2 separate regions of the Homo sapiens genome follow, and region 1 is linked to region 2. Evidence: read pairs that join two places in POLR2A ChIA-PET (ENCODE). Cell type or tissue: OCI-LY7. All regions are shown on one strand. Each heading gives the region's core, and the rest is flanking DNA. Links, peaks and the distances in the headings are about the cores only. Region 1 overlaps ARID1B (AT-rich interaction domain 1B). Region 2 overlaps ARID1B (AT-rich interaction domain 1B).

Region 1 (5,380 bases), core at 258-5,257, 170 kb before region 2:
ATTGGTATTATTGCTAGCATTTCTGCAATTTTTTGAGTTAGAATTTAGGGTGACCTCTCAAGAATATTTTGTCATACTGATTCCATCTACAGATATACGTTGTGGTAGGTTCTGGTTATAAAAGTGTAAATGGTAACAGCTGCCATTTACCAAAGATCCACCTGCCAGCCTGCCTGCTTTATAGATGAGGGGATTGAGGCCTGGGAGGTTGAGGAACTTGCCTCAGCTCCTGGAGCTGCGTTGGATTCCTGCTCTCATTCTGTCTTCCTTGTAAAGCGAGAGGGGTGTTCTCCTTTGGTTTGTAAACTCTCTTGCTATTTCACAGCCTCTGGTGTCCAGAAGACACATAAACAGACAATGGCAACCAAACCTTCTAAATTTTAGAACACAGGTTTCCTCAGGGGTCTCTGATCTCTTGATCATTTTCATTTTGCCTGGTGGTTTCAAGACAAACTTGATATAGAAGGTGATCCTTGAGTCAAGGCCTGAAAGATGAGGAATCAGCCCCCAATAACTTCTGGAATCGTGTGTCTTCAGGCTTCTGGAGAATGTGAGAGCACCAACACCAATATTTTGCACAGCAGCAGGTCTTATGTGGGAGGGGCAAGAGTGAGGAAGAGCTATATGAAATGTGTATTATTTGTATTAGCTTGTGGATTAGTTTGCTGTTGCTGCATAACACATTGAGTGGCTTAAAAGAACACACATCGATTATGTCAGTTTCTGGAGGTTAGGAGTCCAGGCATGGCTTAGCTGCCATACTCTGCTTGGGGTCGTAGAGGCTGTAATCCAGGTGTCAGCCGGGCTGCATTCTCATCTAGAGGCTTGACTGGGGAAGGCCGCCTCAGACTGTTGGCAGAATTTATTTCCTGGTGGCTGTAGAATTCATATCTGCCTGCTTCTTCAATGCCACCAGCAGAGAGAGAATCTGTAACTTCTGGGAAGGCCTGGACCCTCTTTTAAAGGGCTCACCAGATTATGTCAAGCCCATCCAGGCCACTGTTTTAACTTAATGTCATGTGATTAAGGAGGGGCTTTAATTATATCGGCAAAGTCTCTTCCTTTGCTATATTTTCTTAGTTAGATGCCAGTCACAGGTCTTACCCGTACTCAAGAGGAGAGGATTACACAGAAGTGTGGATACGAGGGGCATAAATCCCATGGATTTATTTTAGAATTCTGCCAACTACAGGTTGTGTGTTATAATTCATAAAAATAGCAGTGGTTTCTGTTGGTCTGTTTATGCTGCCATGACAAAATGCCAGACAGAATTTCTCCCTCTCAGTTCTGGAGGCTGGCAGTCCGAGATCAAGGTGCTGGCAAGGTAGTTTTCATTCTGAGGCCTCTTCCCTGGGCTTTTAGGTAGCTGCCACCTCTCTGTGTGCCCACATGGTCTTTCTGAGCATGTGCAGGGGGAGAGAGAGGATGCAAGAGCCTGTGCATGCCTGTACCAGAAGCCTGGTCTCTCTTCTTATAAGGACAGCAGTCCTGTCAGATTAGAACCCATGCTCATGGCCTCTTTTAACCTTCATTACCTCTTCATAGACGCTAGTCCCAAATACAATCACATTGGACATTAGGGTTTTGATGTAGGAATTTTGGTGGGGGACACAATTCATTCTGTAGCAGGCTAAGAAAGTCTTCTAGTTACATTCTGCTTATCTCAAGGGATATCAGTTGGGGTATATATATAGATGCCTTCCCCAAAAAGCATCATGACCCTTATATTATAATATGACCTTGGGCAAATTACCTACTCTAGGAGATGATTTCCTTCAACTAAAATAGTGGTTGGCAACATTAACTACTTTGCAGGATTTTTGTTCGCATTGGTTGTGCTGTGTGTAAATCACCTATAGTGTGCCGAGGGCACAGGAGGTGCTCATTAAATGTTGTCTGTTGTTGCTGTATTTGTGCCTTGATATTTCTGCATCTCTCTCTCTCTCTTATTTGAAACAGGGTCTTCCTTTGTCGCTCAGGCTGGTGTGTGGTGGCATGATCACAGCTCATTGCAGCCTCAACCTCCCAGGCTCAAGTGATCCTCTGTCCTCAGCCTCATGAGTAGCTGGGACTACAGGCATGTGCCACCACACCTGGCTAATTTTTGTATTTTTTGGTTTTGCTATGTTGCCCAGGCTGATTTCTTTTTTTAATTATTATCTACCTTAAATGAAGAATTCCCCATGAATCCTTCCATTTCTTCAAGAAAGAAGTGGTTACTCTCCCCTGAACTCATAGGACAGTGGCATTTATAAGCCTCTGTCCTATAGTATTTATAAGCTTATTTTTGCAGTGTATTATTTGTATACATCTTTTGTTTCTTCTGTTTCTTAAAGTCAAGGACCTTCTTATACCTCTGCTTATCTTTTTCATAGTGCCTTGTACATTAATATTTTTTCAGTTTAAACAATGTTGAATGAACAAATAAATGAATGGGCATGGCCTCTGAGGTAATGTGTTTCCTCTTTCATCTAAATCTTTGTTTCTCAATCCTTTCTAACTCATGCCTTCTTTTGAAAATGTAAGTTTCCTTACACCCCTTCCACCTTTCAGTATCTCCTCCCAAAAGACCAGGCCCGCAGCCCCCATCTCCCTTGATGGGACAAGCTCGACTTTTCCTACAGATCCTCAACAGTTGAGATTATTTTATCAAGCTCCACTTTCATGTGGTATGTTATAAAAAAAAAAAAAAAAGCTTTCCTCCTTTCTTTTCCAAATAGAAAATTATAATCCTGGGTGTGTGTGTGTGTGTGTGTGTGTGTGTGTGTGTGTGTGTGTGTATGTATATACATACGTATGTATATACATATATATACACATACGTATGTATATACATATATATATACACATACGTATGTATATACATATATATATACACACATACGTATGTATATACATACATATATATATATTTTTTTTTTTTTTGAGACGGAGTCTCGCACTGTTGCCAGGCTGGAGTGCAGTGACACCATCTTGGCTCACTGCAACCTCTGCCACCCAGGTTGAAGCAATTCTCCTGACTCAGCCTCCCGAGTAGCTACAACTGTAGGCGCATGCTGCCACGCCCTGCTAATTTTTTTTTTTTTTTTGTATTTTAGTAGAGATGGGGCTTCACCATGTTGCCCAGGCTGGTCTCGAACTCCTGAGCTAGGCAATCTGCCTGCCTTGGCCTCCCAAAGTGCTAGGATTACAGGCGCGAGCCATTGCGCTCAGGCTATCCTGGGTGTGTATTTTAACCGGACCCTCCTTGTAACCCTCGTTCTTATTTATGTAGCATTCATTCATTTTCACCCTTGAGAATTACTGCTCTAAACAATTTCTGATATACTGTAGAATCCTGTTACAGGAAGTAGTGAAGTTAGAATTAAGTGTTCAGGTGCGGTGTTGTGTCTCCACTACCTTTGCACATGTGTAAGAGAATATTCTGTCTTCCCTTTATATGATTCTTTTTAAATGACAGGGTTAAACTGATATGCATTTGAATTTGTCGAACCCTGTTCTCCAAAATGATTCCAGTTTGTGTCACTTAAGGAGTGACCCTAGACATATATTAGGCTTTCATAAGACCTTTCTCTCCAGAGCTTACAGCGCTTTGCAGACATTACCTTATCAATACTTAGGGCATCCTTGTGAGCCAAGCAAGAACTGGGAGCTGTTGCTGTTTTTTTTGCAGTGGAATAGCACGAGAAGTTCAGGAGGGGCCTGCCCTCCAGACCCCATCTCAAGGATGTGTGCGCTGGTCAGACCCTGCCTTCATGCTCCCGCGCTGTGGATTCTTCACGGTAGCCTGCACCACGAGAGTGGGTACAGTGTGCCAGCAAACAAAATGCCTTTGGTCACAAGATAATAGAGTAAATTTACAAGGTGATGTTTATTTTTAAAGGAATACGTAAGAATCAAAATTCCATGTACTGAAAGGAATGTAAAATATTAATACATCTGGAGTGGTGGCTCACGTCTGTAATTCCAGCACTTTGGGAGGCTGAGGTAGGAGGATCACTTGAGCCCAGTAGTTCCAGACCAACCTGGGCAACATGGCAAGACCCCGTCTCTACAAAAAATACAACAAAACTTAGCTGGGCATGGTGGCACGCGCCTATGGTCCTAGCTACTATGGGGGCTGAGGTGGGAGGATCACTTGAGCCGGGTAAGCCATGATTGCCACCGCACTACAGTCTGGGTGACAGAGTGAGAGGCCCTGTCTCAAAAACAAAAGCACCAATGTAAAGTACATCTGGTCTCCACAGGGGACTTCTTTTAAGTTCAAGGTGTCTTATTTAAAAGAGGCTGTGTTTGGAATTGGATTGCAGCAAATGGGGGTTGTTTTAAGCCTGCCCGCCTCTATATTCTGGAAGTTATATTATGCCTTTGAAAACAAATTGGCTTGGCGTGGTCAATCCTGCTTTTAGTTAATGTTGAGGATGTGGGAAATGCAACCATGAGCTTGCGGGAGAGATGGGGTCCCAAGATTTAGGGACCTGTGTAGAATTGGGCATCTTTCTGAGAAGGCAGATTGATGGTAAAGAAAAGTAGAATCTTTGGCTAGTTTGATGTTTATGTGGGTGCACTTGAAATAGGATGTTGTAGGCAATGCCGTCTCACTTTTGGGAGGATAATACTCAATAACTATTAAAAATCCCCTTTCATCCCTTGTTCTGTACTCCTCATTTTTTTTTTAATACAACAAATGCTTTTTAGCCTAATCTCCGTTAATTGTGATGACAGGTTTTTAGGTGAAGACCCATCAATTATCAATAGACTATTAAATATTAAATAGTGAGCAAGAAATTCAATATAAAAGTGTGTATGTAACAATAATATTCAAATATTGTTGAAAGACTGCGTGCTTACGTGTTTTGAGTATACCTAAAGTGGATATACTTTGTGTCTCCATTGTAAATTCCTAAAATTTCTGGTCATGGCTTTTTTATTAGAAAGTCTAAGAAAAGAAGAGTATGGGAAATTGAAATGGCTGGCAGTAGACAAGTAGCATGCCACTGTAAGATAGTGCTCTTTTTATCTTGATATAGACATATCCAGACATGTGTATATTTTGTAACGTAGGGTAAAATTTTCTACTGTTGAGTTTGTCCATATACATTCTAGTTATTATTTTAAGATAGTAAAGATCCTTCGTGCGCTGATGCTAGATTGGTATATTAATTCACTTAGCAGAAGGGTATTGATATTGAGTGTAATTAGCATGAAACACTTTGAACTTTTTTAGGCTGAAAAGGATAATGTAACTTCTTTAGTTTTCCTCCTTTCTCCCTTTCTCCCCACACCCATTTTTAAAATAACAGTGCTTTTCATACTGTCAGAATTTCATGTTGTGACACCCTACTCAGAAGTTATGACAGCAGGGTAATGACAGCAACTG
Region 2 (5,380 bases), core at 284-5,283:
TGTCATTGTAATTTGCTAAGTATATGTGGAAAAGAATCATTGAAGGTCGGGCGTGATGGCTCACACCTGTAATCCCAGCAATTTGGTAGGCCGAGGTGGGTAGATCACCTGCGGTCAGGAGTTCGAGACCACCCCGGCCCACACAATGAAACCCCATCTCTACTAAAAATACAAAAATTAGCCGGGCGTGGTGGTGGGCGCCTGTAATCCCAGCTACTCAGGAGGTTGAGGCAAGAGAATTGCCTGAACCTGGGAGGTGGAGGTAGCAGTGAGCCGAGATCATGCCATTGCACTCCAGCCTGGGCGACAAGAGCCAACCTACATCTCAAAAACAAAACAAAACAAAACAAAATAAGAATCATTGAGCTCCTTTCTGTGTGCCAGTCAATGTGCCAGTCATTGGGGATACAGAGATGAAACCACGCAGTGCTTTTCCCGTAGGAGGAGTCCGGTTTAGTGGCAGGGCTACTCGTAGACAGTGCCGTGTAAAATCGCCTGCACTGTTGTGGCTGAGGATCTGCAGGAGCCTGAGCAGGGATCCCTGGAGTGGAGGGACGGCCTTTGAGACAGTGGAGGGACCCGTGCAGCAGCCCGGAACCCGGCAGTCTGGGGAAAGGCTGGCAGCTTTCAATGTACCCAGGAGCTCAGATTTCAGCCTGAGGCAGTGAAGAGCCCTTGACATACAGAAGAATACACAGATACTGGTTTATATTTTTAGGGAAAATCTTTTATTATTTTAGGGAGGGTCACAGAAATTAAGTCATTTTCACTTGTTGGAAGAAACAATTTCATGATAAATCTAGTTAGTGTTTATTTTGTTGTTTACATTGTAGCATAAACATCTGTGTAATCATGGCAGGTAAGTGAAGCCACTGTTTTTGTTGGTTTAACTCATGACTTAGCAAAAACTGGAAAGGTATTTCATTTCTTGAGACTTGTAGCCACTGTCCTCCCTTGTCTACTTCTGAGGGTGAGCAGTGCTGGTGTGACTGTTAGAAAGCACTGACTTAGTCTCTTCCTCTAAGATTGCTCCAGGTCCACATGACCTGTGGGCAGGATGGATGATTGATGTCTTTCTTTTGAGGGGTGGTAGTGAAGTAGAGCATAGGGGATTATTAACCACCTAGGTAGCTGGATCAGGCAATGGAGAGTCTCTGCCGTTCTTCACATCGAGTATATAGAATTAAGCATTCAGAAACAAAAAGGAGTTAAGGCACATATATCCTTTTCTCCTAGGATAAACTGTAACCCAGGTCATCTAAGTTTTCAAAAATAGACAAAATTTAGGAATGTATGATGAATTTATAGATGATGAAAATCAAATGAAATTGTCTTGTTACATGTATATTTCTTTAGAAATGTACATATACATGCAATCATTGCTATATATTATCTTTTAAATTCCTCAGTTTGGCATCATTTACTGGCTTCCTATTAGATGAGGATTGTAGCTTGCTGTACACTGTGTCTTTCCCACTCTTCAATGTCCTACCCATCTAATCCCATCAGGTTTTGGTTAAGACTGCATTACTGTTTATGTTATTATGTCTTCTTAACTCTTGTTCACTAAGCTAAATATTGCATTATACTATACTTATACTGTAATACTATAATAACTTAGTTTTGCTTGGAGTTCATTACCTCGTTTTTTTTTCACATGCTTTTCTTTGAACATCTGACTGGGCCTTCCTGTGCCCTCCAACAACTGGGCAGTGCAGTCTTCATGCGGTCATACCTGCCAGAGAAGTTTTTCAGCTCCAGTATTTTTTCTTAAGAGACATCCCTTCTGGATTTCCATAGTCTTCACCACAATTTGGAGTGGTTGTTAACGCAGGAGATAGATGTGTACAGCCATCTCCTGGGATGTCTCTTTTTTTTTTTTTGTGACTCTTCTGTTTGCCTCATGTGTGGATCTCCCGTTTCCTAGATCACTTACCATTTTGACTGCGCACATCTTTCAGTAGCTTCTTGAGAAAATGTGAATGGGAGGTAAATTTTTTAGACCTTGCATGTTTCAAAACACCTTTACTATATACCCTCATATTTAAATTGATTGACTACATATAGCAATCCTGCATGGAAATAATTTTCTCTAAGAATTAAAAGATAAAAGCTTCTGACTTCTGCTATTACTGCTTTCTGATGTTTCCTGTTGCTGTGGAGAAATTAGATGCCATTGTGACGTTGCCCTTTCTTTCTGTGTGATCCTGGAAACTGTTAGGGTTTTCGCCTGTGATGCCCGAAATAGTGCTGTGTGTCTCTATGGGTCTTTTTTTTTTTTTTTTGTACTTCATTGTGCTGGGCACTAAGTATGTACTGTTCTTCATTTTGGGGCAATTATCTTATATAGTTATTTGGTAATTTCTTTCTCTCCCTTAATCTGCTTTCTTATTCTGGTGCTCCTGGGTGTTGGATATACTGGATTTATTGATCTTTTCTTTCCTTCACTGATTTTTCTTTTCTGTTACTGTTTTCTGCGTGGGAGATAACCTTGACTCTATCTGCCAATCTGACTGTTAAATTATCTTGTTTTTCTCTTTATATTTTTTAATTCAAAGTGTTTTTCTTTATACATAGTTCCTTTTTTAATAGCATTCTTTATTTCCTGTATGCAATCACTTTTCCTCTCTCAAGCAGCATGTTATTATTTTTTACAATGTTTCTTCTATTCCTTGCATTATCTGTTTCTTCTGAATTACCCTTTTTACTTTTTACAATCTGTTTTAGGCAGGAGGCTTCCTCAAAAGTGTGAGAATCTTTGTTCCTATTTAAGAGTGAGGTGCATTAAAGGGCTGATTGGTAGTGGTGCGTGCCTGTAATCCCAGCTACTCTGGAGGCTGAGGCAGGAGAATGGCTTGAGCCTGGGAGGTGGAGGTTGCAGTGAGCCGAGATTGCACAACTGCACTCCAGTCCGGGCAACAGAGTGAGACCCTGTCTCAAAAAAAAAAAAAGAAAAAAAAGAAAGGCCTGGCACAGTGGCTCACGCCTGTAATCCCAGCATAGGCTGAGATGGGTGGATCATGAGGTCAGGAGTTCAAGACCAGCCTGACCAAGATGGTGACACCCCATCTCTACTAAAAACACAAAATTTAGCCAGGCTTGGTGGCAGGCGCCTGTAATCCCAGCTACTCGAGAGGCTGAGACAGGAGAATCGCTTGAACCCAGGCGGCAGAGGTTGCAGTGAGCCGAGATTGTACCACTACACTCCAGCCTGGGCGACAGAGCGAGGCTCAGTCTCAAAAAACAAACAAACAACAAAAACAGGCTGGTTGGAGGCCTCCTGTGTGAGCTGGGCATGTGGACAGGTAGGCATTTCTTTGGGGTTATCATGTGATCAGCCAGCTTTTTCACTGGGGACTTCCTCATGTTGATATGTGAAATATGCTCAGGAGTAGTTTATTTTCTCCAGAGAAGACACTGGTCGTGTTCTGCTTGGAGGACATGGTGGGTGAAGTCTAAGCCTGGTTGCTGACATTACGGGGCTGGGCTGAGGGGCTTAGGGTCTCAGTGTTCGGTACTTGCTGTTAATGTACTGTGTGGCCATTTCACAAACCACCTCATCCGTGTGAGCCCTACTCGTTTCTGGTTTGGTGTCTACAATGGAAGAGGGATGATGGTGGTCAGATGCTCTGGCTTTACAAACTCTTGATTTAAATCTGGTTTTGGTCTGGTGGTCTCCAGTTCTTGAGCTGTTCAGGTTATACCAGCTGTGTTAATTTGTTCCTTCTAGTTACCCGATTTCCTGCACCCCTCAGCCAGTTAGGATTGACCTTGCTTTTCTCATTCCTGTGTTTGCTTTCCATCTACATATATTGTTAGCACTATTGTTTCCGTTTACAAATCACTTCAAAACTTCATTTTATTAAAACAATCATTTTTTTTACCTCTCCCCATTTCTTGGGATCAGGAAGTTGGGAAGGGTGGGGTTCTGGCTGGGTTTCTTGCACCTGGTTGTGGACAGGCAGTGGCTGGAGTTCGGAGGGGATTCGTTGAGCGTCTCCAGGAGGTATCAGGACAAACCTTGGAGATGGGAAACAGCACAGCAAGGCATGCTCCCACAGCAGTCCGGTGCAGCTCCAGAATGAGGGAGCCATGGCAGGGGCATTAGTTTAATAATCATTGGAACTAATTCTCTTTCCAGCTTCTCCTTGGACCTCTTCACATTTCTACCTAGATGTCTCATCAGAATGGAATTTTCAGATCCTTCCTTCTGCCCCACAGTGCTCTTTGCCATGCTCTTTTAAGGTACCAGAATACTGGGAAAAAAAGGGCGTTCTGGATAAGTGAAAATGTCCTAGGACCTGCTTGGTGTTTACTGACTTACTAGGAAGTTGATAGTGAAATGTGAAGGGTTCATGACAGTGACTTGGTGTTACTAGAAAGCAAAAGTAAAGTGAGGAACACAGGAATCTACAAGTGCTGGGTGTGGGGTAGTGGGTGGGGTGCAGTTGTGGGTGAAACTTCAGTGTGAAATTTGGAATCAGAACATTTAGCTGAGTCTAAATGGAGTTTCTTACTTTTCTTTCCTTTCATTTCCTTTTCCTTTTTTAGAGAGGGTCTCGCTCTTTTGCCCAGGCTGGAATGCAGTGGTGCAGTCATGGCACACTGCAGCCTCAACCTCCCTGGGCTCAGGTGATCCTCCCACCTCAGCCTCATGAGTAGTTGGGACTACGGGCATGCATGCACCACCACATCTGGCTAATTGTTTTGTATTTTTTGTTGAGACGGGGTTTTGCCCTGTTGCCCAAGCTGGTCTTGAACTCCTGGACTCAAGCAATCCACTCATGTCAGCCTCCCAAAGTATTGGGATTACAAGTGAGAGCCACTGCACCTGGCCAGTACTTTATTTTCATACAGAGACTGAGAGTAAGACTTCATTTCCAAATAAAAGTAGGTTATTAAATATTGCTTTATATATTTTTAAAGTTCTTACAGAAAGAAAGCTTCCATATACTCTAGACCATTTTGAGATTCTTTCAGGCTGTGACTCTTAAGGTCAGCTACATTTTTATTGACAGCAATCCTGGAAGAAAAGTAAAGAGAAGTGAGAATATAATGTTGTGATTCTGTTAAAATCACTCAAAATGCTTGAAATTGATAATACTTTTTGGCATGTTTCTTTCTAAAATCAATGTGATAATATCCGCTGCATTGATAAACATAGTTAGCAAGCATTTTTGTACTTAGCGTTTGTGTATAAAATGTAAAGGAAGGTTTTTTAATTCAGAGAAGGTGCTCATGTTTGAAAGACAATATATGGATCTGGAAGAAGTAAAAGTAAATCTTTAAACTCTAATTGCAAGGCTGTCTGCTCATATTTAATTGACACACGTTTAAACATTGGTTGTAATGGATTGTTTGCCATTTAACTGACATTAAC

The links. ChIA-PET counts read pairs that join two places held together with the same protein. Peaks named below come from ENCODE experiments on the same cell type or tissue, not always from the same donor. Only the 100,000 strongest peaks of a DNase experiment are listed, where the experiment ranks them.
Region 1: POLR2A ChIA-PET joins it to region 2 with 5 read pairs; 3 of 35 experiments call an interaction of 5 or more read pairs at or near these places.

Annotation. Positions count from the first base shown.
Region 1 is chr6:156,810,198-156,815,577 of GRCh38, forward strand. All of the region lies in intron 1 of ARID1B (AT-rich interaction domain 1B), which reads left to right. Among named protein-coding and RNA genes, the nearest start is that of MIR4466, 33 kb to the left of the region's middle. In OCI-LY7, for the core only: no CTCF peak of the experiment used is centred there; no DNase peak of the experiment used is centred there.
Region 2 is chr6:156,980,157-156,985,536 of GRCh38, forward strand. The region is part of intron 4 of ARID1B (AT-rich interaction domain 1B); the gene reads left to right. Among named protein-coding and RNA genes, the nearest start is that of MIR4466, 200 kb to the left of the region's middle. In OCI-LY7, for the core only: no CTCF peak of the experiment used is centred there; a DNase peak (open chromatin) is centred at 2,214; H3K4me3 peaks cover 381 bases; H3K27ac peaks cover 1,678 bases.